Linked DNA regions of Homo sapiens: all the other regions are linked to region 3. Evidence: chromatin contacts called from ENCODE Hi-C or POLR2A ChIA-PET data. All regions are on one chromosome and are shown on one strand. Each heading gives the region's core, a stretch centred on a gene start or an enhancer-like site at or near the end of the contact. The rest is flanking DNA. Distances are from core to core; before and after follow the strand shown. Region 1 has its middle 120 kb from the start of GCNT1. Region 2 overlaps GCNT1 (glucosaminyl (N-acetyl) transferase 1). Region 3 overlaps PRUNE2 (prune homolog 2 with BCH domain).

What was found. Hi-C counts contacts between places; a loop is a spot of excess contacts on that map. ChIA-PET counts read pairs that join two places held with the same protein, here RNA polymerase II (POLR2A). Pooled maps may share reads with other maps.
Region 1: a map with no recorded cell type shows a loop between it and region 3 (2.8-fold over the local background). The contact joins two enhancer-like sites. A Hi-C loop is called at or near these places in 2 of 37 single-sample maps with no recorded cell type and 2 of 50 pooled maps.
Region 2: a loop to region 3 is called in a pooled map, with 3 times the contacts of the local background. The contact joins two enhancer-like sites. A Hi-C loop is called at or near these places in 2 of 37 single-sample maps with no recorded cell type and 4 of 50 pooled maps. POLR2A ChIA-PET finds 5 or more read pairs at or near these places in 3 of 52 experiments (AG04450, H1 and activated CD4-positive, alpha-beta T cell).

Annotation. Positions count from the first base shown.
Region 1 is chr9:76,575,153-76,577,903 of GRCh38, forward strand. No RefSeq gene overlaps it. Among named protein-coding and RNA genes, the nearest start is that of GCNT1, 120 kb to the left of the region's middle. Within about 2 kb of position 1,344, at least 9 of the 41 ENCODE cell types and tissues checked have a DNase peak (open chromatin) inside an H3K27ac peak, as active enhancers do.
Region 2 is chr9:76,471,813-76,474,622 of GRCh38, forward strand. The region is part of intron 2 of GCNT1 (glucosaminyl (N-acetyl) transferase 1); the gene reads left to right. Among named protein-coding and RNA genes, the nearest start is that of GCNT1, 14 kb to the left of the region's middle. RefSeq lists enhancers at 152-421, 772-851. Within about 2 kb of position 1,264, at least 4 of the 41 ENCODE cell types and tissues checked have a DNase peak (open chromatin) inside an H3K27ac peak, as active enhancers do.
Region 3 is chr9:76,886,215-76,888,914 of GRCh38, forward strand. All of the region lies in intron 1 of PRUNE2 (prune homolog 2 with BCH domain), which reads right to left. Among named protein-coding and RNA genes, the nearest start is that of PRUNE2, 19 kb to the right of the region's middle. RefSeq lists an enhancer at 1,549-2,145. Within about 2 kb of position 1,322, at least 2 of the 41 ENCODE cell types and tissues checked have a DNase peak (open chromatin) inside an H3K27ac peak, as active enhancers do.

The DNA.
Region 1 (2,751 bases), core at 94-2,593, 310 kb before region 3:
AAATACAAAAATTAGCCAGGCATGGTGGCAGGCACTTGTAATCTCAGCTACTGGGGAGGCTGAGGCAGGAGAATCGCTTGAACCCAGGAGGTAGAGGTTTCAGTGAGCTGAGATCGCGCCACTGCACTCCAGCCTGGGCAACAGAGTGAGACTTTGTCTGAAAAATAAATAAATAAAAAAATAGGCCGAGTGCGGTGGCTCACACCTGTAATCCCAACACTTTTGGAGGCCAAGGCAGGCGGATCACGAGGTCAGGAGATCCAGACCATCCTGGCTAACATGGTGAAACCCTGTCTCTACTAAAAATACAAAAAATTAGCCGGGCATGGTGGCGGGTGCCTGTAGTCCCAGCTACTCAGGAGGCTGAGACAGGAGAATGGCGTGAACCTGGGTGGCGGAGCTTGCAGTGAGCCGAGATCACGCTACTGCACTCCAGCCTGGGTGACAGAGTGAGACTCCATCTCAAAATAAATAAACAAATAAATAAAAATAAAATAATTTGATGTGAATAAAATATATCCCAATACATAGAGCTGAAAATGTGTGCTGGGGAAATAATATATGGGATGCCTGGGTGGAGGTAGGGGCAGTACACAGCCATAACATGCTAGATCCTGTGAGACCAGAACCCAGTAAGCTGATGGGGAGTGTGTTGAAGAGCTTCCAATTTAACTCAATTTGCCTGTTTAGCTGATTTCACTACTGTGAACTTTGAAACAGCAAGATTCCTCCTATGATCATATCCCCACCTCCAAATTTACTTCTCTTTATTTCATCTGTAGAAATAACCTCTGGGTTCTGATACACTTAGGAGCTTCTAGGGCTTCCCTTATCTTTACTGTCTACTGTCTAGATATGTATGGAATCTAGTTGAACTATCCCCTGTGTCAGTAAAAGAAGCTAACTAAATGGTATCTCTGGGTCTGAAGATTTCTTGATTCCTACGGCTTTCATTTACGCAAAAGGAAAGAACTTGATTTTTTTTCTGTATATTATGAATAAAATCTCATTTTTGGCGCTTTTATGAGATACTCTAATACATATTTAAATTGCTTTTCATTTATTCTTGGATTCTAGAATAATACGTTAGTAAGTACAAAACCAAACCAACAAAGAACCTCAAAACTACTAGCCCTACACTGATTACACATAAAGACTGGACTCTAACATTGCTCTGTGTTCTAAGGGGCCTGGGCTTCATTTTTAAGATTCAAGAAAAAAAGCACAAAAAGGAACCCAGCCCTTTCAAAAGAAGAAATGAGGATGAAGGTGGGGGAAGGCAGAGTTAAGCTAAATCTCCGTGCTAGAGAAAGAGCGTGTGTATTACAAGGAAGTGGTCTGTTCTAGCAGGCAGTTGGGCGATGAGGTTGAGGGAGGTGGAACAGTTGACTCATGGCTCCGTCTTGCATTTGGTTTGCTGCTAAGAGCCTTTAAAATTCTTAACTATTTCTGGGGGCTTTCTTAGCTCAGTAGTCACTGAGAGAAATGAGCTGAGCTAAGGAGTGCAAGGGGAAACAGGCTCCCTGAAGGGTGACCCAGAGGGTGTCGCTTTCTGGGCACTGGTTTTAACTGGATTGGATGACATTTGGGGATTAAGTCAGTCTCCTGGATATCTCATTATTCATCCATTTGTTCCTTTTGGAAATAGTTATTGCATACATAGGGTTTTCAGATGATTTAAACCAAAACACCAGACTCACAAAAAATTTATAGACAAAAATAATCATATTCCATTGATATGGAAAACTTATTGATGATCAGTTAAAGATGGTGGTTTCAACATCTATGTTTATCTCTGTTCTCTCCAAACATTCCAATAAAATGAAAATGGATGATTTTTTTTTTTTTTTTTTTTTTTTTTGAGACGGAGTCTCACTCTGTCGCCTAGGCTGGAGTGCAGTGGTGCAGTCTTGGCTCACTGCAAGCTCCGCCTCCCGGGTTCACGCCATTCTCCTGCGTCAGCCTCCCGAGTAGGTGGGACTACAGGCGCCCGCCACCACGCCCGGCTAATTTTTTGTATTTTTAGTAGAGACGGGGTTTCACTGTGTTAGCTGGGATGGTCTCGATCTCCTGACCTCGTGATCCGCCCGCCTCAGCCTCCCAAAGTGCTGGGGTTACAGGCGCAAGCCACCGTGCCTGGCCGATTTTTTTTTTTTTAAGGCACAAACCCATAAGGACAAAGAGACTTGGAGTGGAGGAAACACCAAGGAAAAATGGAAAGATGGAAAGCTGACGGATGAGTGTGAGCTGACCCAGCAGATTCGGTGAGGCCAACACCTAAGCTGGCAGTGAGGGAAAGTGAGTCATCCATCCTATTTGCACCACAGAACCACAAAAATGCTCAGAAATTGGGGCCACCAGGAATTTCTAAAATGAGGGTAAATGGGAAAACAGAGTCAGTCAAAAGTCTTTTTAAGAAGCAGTTAGGCCGGGCGCAGTGGCTCACGCCTGTAATCCCAGCACTTTGGGAAGCCGAGGCGGGCGGAACACGAGGTCAAGAGATGTGAAACCCCGTCTCTACTAAAAAAAAACTACAAAAAATTAGCTGGGCGTGGTGACGGGCGCCTGCTACTCAGGAGGCTGAGGCAGGAGAATGGTGTGAACCTGGGAGGTGGAGCTTGCAGTGAGCTGAGATCGCACCACTGCACTCCAGCCTGGGCGACAGAGCGAGACTCCGTCTCAAATAAATAAATAAAGAAGCAATTAGACTCCCAGCTTCCTTCTCAATGCCTTGCAGCAGAAGACCTGCCC
Region 2 (2,810 bases), core at 14-2,513, 410 kb before region 3:
CAGTAATATTATTTTGGGTCAAAATAAGATGTAAATTTTTTTTTCTTTTGAGACCAGTCTCGCTTTGTTGCCCAGGCTGGAGTGCAGTGGCATGATCACAGCTCACTGCTGCTTCTCCCCAGTCAGCTCAACTGGTTCTCCCACATCAGCCTCCCGTAAATATTTTTTAAAAATGGACTAGGGGCTGGGCATGGTGGCTCAGCCTGTAATGCCAGCACTTTGGCAGGCTAAGGCTGGCAGATCACTTGAGGTCAGGAGTTCGAGACCAGCCTGGCCAACATGATGAAACCTCGTCCCTGCTAAAAATTAAAAAAAATAGCCAGGTGTGGTGGCGTTCGCCTGTAATCCCAGCTACTCAGGAGGCTGAGGTGGGAGAATCACTTGAACCCGAACCCGGGAGGCGGAGGATGCAGTGAGTCAAGATCGCACCTCTGTACTTCAGCCTGGGCAACAGAGCGAGACTTTGTCTCAAAGAAAAAAAGGAAATGAGAAAAGAGAATGTGTGACTGACACCACAAAGAAATGTCAGATGTCTCTTTTGGGGTTCTGTGGGTGGCCCTCCCTCCCAAAAAAGTAGAATTGAGTGAAGGGAATGCAGTAGAGCGTGAAAGAACACATACCCACAAGGGTGAAGCTGCAGGCTCTGGTTAAAGGCAGCTTTCCACTAGATCTTGACCCTTATGCCCCAGGGCCTCAGCTTTTTCTTGAGTTACAGAGGAGGGTGCAACTTGGGGCTAGATGGACTTTTTTGTTATGGACTTGCCATATGCTCTTCTTGTAAGTTTTCTTTGTCATGTAAGTTTGAGAAATGCTGAATACCATGTCTCTGTCTTTAAATATTTACAGTAGACCTGACTGTCTTAAGGGCTAAGAAATAAGGAGCCAAACCAGCAACAGAGAATCTTGTCTTTCTTTTCTTTTCTTTTCTTTTCTTTTCTTTTTTTTTTTTTTTTTGAGATGGAGTCTCGCTCTGTCACCCAGGCTGGAGTGCAATGGCGTGATCTCAGCTCACTGCAACTTCTGCCTCCCAGATTCAAGTAATTCCCCTGCCTCATATTCCGGAGTAGCTGGGATTACAGGCGCCTGCCACCATGGCTGGCTAATTTTTGTATTTTTAGAAGAGACGGGGTTTCACCACGTTGGCCGGGGTGGTCTAGAATTCCTGACCTCAGATGATTTGCCCACCTCGGCCTCCTAAAGTGCTGGGATTACAGGTGTGAGCCACTGTGCCCTGCGACACTTGTCTGTCTTTACGTCTTTGTTTCTTGTAATTTATGGGACCACAGACTCCACCCCTAGCCTGAAGACCTAGTAATTGCTCCCAGAGCTGCTGTTTCCAGCAACACTAGATGCTTCCTGAAGTTTCTTTCAGCTCTACAATGGATGCATTGTTCTAAAAATAGTTTCTAACTATATTGACCAAGCCTATAATTTCCTCCAGAAACCTCAGCATATAACCTCTGAGTGAATTCCTGGAGAGCAGGGAGCATGTATTATTTATGTTTGTATTTTTCTCCCCAGAGCCTAGGAATCTATTTTGTATAATAGATTCTCAGTATAGAATTGAGTATATTGAAGTATTTGTTAGTAAACTGGAAATATGGATTTTCATTTTTGAAGTCTGAAAAAGTTACCCTTAGACATGAGCTCAGATTTGAACAAAAGTCAAAAAAGGGAAAATAATGAATAATAATACATTGCCAATATTAAGGGCTCATTATTTGTCAAATACAGTATAAACATGTTACAAGTTAGCTCACTTACTCTTTATAAAAACTCTAAGGTATATATGATAATTTCCCCAATGAAATTGTTTAAAGTTAATTAGTTTTTTAAAAAAACAACAAAAACGCTGAAGCTAGGAGAGGCTAAGAATTTGCTGAAGTTTGGGTTGGGGAATGATGACTCCCAGGTCTCCTGCTGGGGCAGTCCGGTTGGAGAGCTGAAATCATTGCCACTGTACTCTTCTGTGTCTCAGATGTAAACAAACCCAAGAGAAAATATTCAGGACTGGGCACAGTGGCTCACACCTATCATCCCAGCACTTTAGGAGGCCTAGGTGGATCACTTGAGCCCAGGAGTTCAAGACCAGCCTGGGCAACAGTGCAAGACCTTGCCTCTACAAAAAATATAAAAATTAGCCAGGCATGGTGGCATGTGCCTGTACTCCCAGCTACCCAGGAGGCTGAGGTAGAAGGATCGCTTTGAACCTGGGAAGTCGAGGCTGTAGTAAGCTTTGGTTACGCCACTGCACTCTAGCTTGGGTAACAGAGCGATACCCTGTCTCAGAAAAAGAAAGAAAAGAAAAGATTCAGCCACTAGTAATCAAAGAAATCACAAAGTGAAACCTTGATGATGTACCATTTTACAGTTGCAATATCGGCAAAAATAATTATACAGTATATTCATATACAGTCATTTAACATTATATATAATTAAAATGTATAGTAAATGTAGAGAAAATGGTATCCAGATGTTACTGGGGACAGTATAAGTATCGTTTATTTGGAAGGCAGACAAGAGGCACAGAAACTTACAAGTAGTGACCTAAAATCCTTATTCCTGGGAATTCCAAGGAAGTCCTTTAAAAGCAAAGCAAAAACAAAGCTATGAATATACAAAGCTATTCATAGTTCATATTTATAACAGTATAATTTGGAAATACCCTTAATATCCAACCATAAGATAAACTAATTGTGACAAAAACAAATGATATTTTGATAGCCAATAAATCAAAAAAGAATAGAAAATGAAATCCCTGCTGCTATTACATCTGAGCAAAAATATAAGTGTATTGTGCAATGTTACGT
Region 3 (2,700 bases), core at 72-2,571:
AATGCTCTTACACGTGATCATGATGAATAAATATTACATAGCATTACATTTATGAATAAACCAAGACCCAAAGAGGTTAAGGAACATACCCAAGTTCACACAGCTGAGAAGTAACTGAACTTGACATTCTAATTCCACGACCCTTGTTCTTTTCCTTTCACCTTAAGGCTCTCAGGCTCAGCTGATGGGATGTGAAACAAAAACAGTTGTCAGGCCAGAAGCCTCATTATGTTCACTAGTAAACACCCCACACAGCAGTAACCTGCATAGCTTTACCCATTTCTACCAGGACTTGTCCCTTGAAGCCAAGCCACTGACTTCCGGACAGAAGCCTGGAGGCCTCTCCTTTCTGCCCTTGCTTGGAATTTCCCAGCAAACCACACAACTTCCCCACCCAAACAAGCCCCAAATGCACTGTGTTCACCTAATAAACCAAGAACTTTATGTAACATATTTTAAAGGATTTTCACTCCACACAATGACTGAAGCGGGTGAACACACAACCTAAAAATTAATGTCTTTAAGAGAAATTGTGGCTAGTTTTTTCAAGAGGCCAGAAATTTAAGCCCCTACTTTCTGGGTTAATTTTGGTTTTATTTATTTATCTTAATAAATACATTTTTAACTCAGGAACATAAATCTGATTATCTATTGACTCTAAAACTGGTGGTTTGGGGATTCCCAATATGTTTTCCAGGGGTTGAGATATCACAGTAGTAGAAATCATCCTCATCATTAGAGCACTCACTCAAAAATTCTGATTATGTGCCAGACATAGTCTAAGAGCTTTACATATGCTGTCTAACTTTATCTTCAGAATCCCTTATGAAGGAGCGTCTTTTGTTAGTCCCAATTTATATTTCTTATATTGGGAAGAAACTAAAGCACAGAGAATTTAAAAGATCTTCCAGGCAGTCATATTCCATAAATGCTTCCCTGGTGACCTAAAGGAATTCACCTAGCTTCCCCAAACTCCTAACTTGGGACATAGATGCAGCCTGAAGTCATCCCAAATGAAAACAACCCCTGCTCAACCCTCATCTGAAGGCATAAGAGATGACTAAATAGCTACTGGAGATTTTCATTAATTGAAACTGTCCCCCAAATCTCCTATTTTTTAAGGTTTTTAATTGGTCACAATCTACCCATTGATATGGCCATCAACAGAATACAAGTGTGGTTCTGTTCAGTGTCCACCAGATGGTGAATGCTAGCTCTCACCACGTAGCAGATTGCAATATTACTTCTAATTATTAACTTTCCTTCCTGTAAATGACAATAATCCGTCCCTGCACGGTGCCATAAAACTTTCAGTGCCTGCCCATGGGCAGAGTATACTTCCCACCCCACTGCTATTGGGCTTGGCCATGTAACTTGCTTGCTGTGGCTGATGAAGAGAAAGTGGAAGTGGCTCATTCCATTTCTGAGCAGAAGCTTTAAGAACGATTACTGGAGCCTACCAACTCCCTAACTCTCTTCTTCTACCCATGAGAGCAGCATATCCCAGACAGCTGTTGCTCCTTTTGCCTACATTCCAGAATGCAGAAGGCACTTGGAGCCACAGCTAACCCTCAGCAACTTGTAACATGAGCAGGAAATAGACCTTTAATGCTGAAAGCCACCGACATTGGGGATTTTTGCTACCACGGCATAACCTAGTGAAAGACAGTTGATAAAGAACCGCACCTAAAATGATTCCTAAAACCTCTATGATGCCTGCTGACCATCCCCAAGCTAAACAAAGTTCCACAAACCACTCCGGGCTCCCCACTATGTTAAGAGAAACAGAATTCTGTGTTAAGGGAAAAGGAATAGAAAAGCACAAAAGGGCAGTAGGAAATGAAGCATGAACCAAAAACACATCAGAGAAGCACAGTGACTAAGCAACAGCCATGAACAAAGGAAGAAAGGCATGAATAATAAAGGAGGACCATAAATAACTAAGCACCACATGGAACCACGCACCACTAACAATAGGGCCGGTGGGGACAAGAAAGCAAACGCGAAGGCCATCCAGTCACAAGGACTTCTGGGAAGATGGCATCAAATAAAGAGAAGAAACATTTTAAATAATTTAGATATGGCTGGGCACGGTGGCTCACGCCTGTAATCCCAGCACCTTGGGAGGCCAAGGCAGGCAGATCACAGGGTCAAGAGATCAAGACCATCCTGGCCAACATGGTGAAACCTTGTCTTTACTAAAAATACAAAAATTAGCTGGGCGTGGTGGCGCAGGCCTGTAATCCCAGCTACTCAGGAGTCTGAGGCAGGAGAATTGCTTGAACCCGAGAGGTGGAGGTTGCAGTGAGCCGAGGTCGCACCACTGCACTTCAGCCTGGGTGACAGAGTGAGACTCCATCTCAATAATAATAATAATAACTATTATTATTATTATTATTTAGATAAAGAGAGAAAGAGACCAAAAGGTGTTGAGGGGAACTGTGAATGGTTTTGTCTTAAAAGAAAGAAAAGTTTCATTCCAACATTAAGTTTTCTGTAGGGCGAGTGGTGTGCTTTCCTCCTCCTGAGATCATTCAAAGAGCTCAGTCAGAAGCTCTGCACTCCCTAAAAGACTGCCAGTTCCTTCAGTTCTCTTCTACTTCTCCCTCCAGCCTGTTAATGTTTTTTGTTGTTGTTGTTGTTTTTGAGACGGAGTCGCGCTCTGTCACACAGGCTGAAGTGCAGTGGCATGATCTCCAC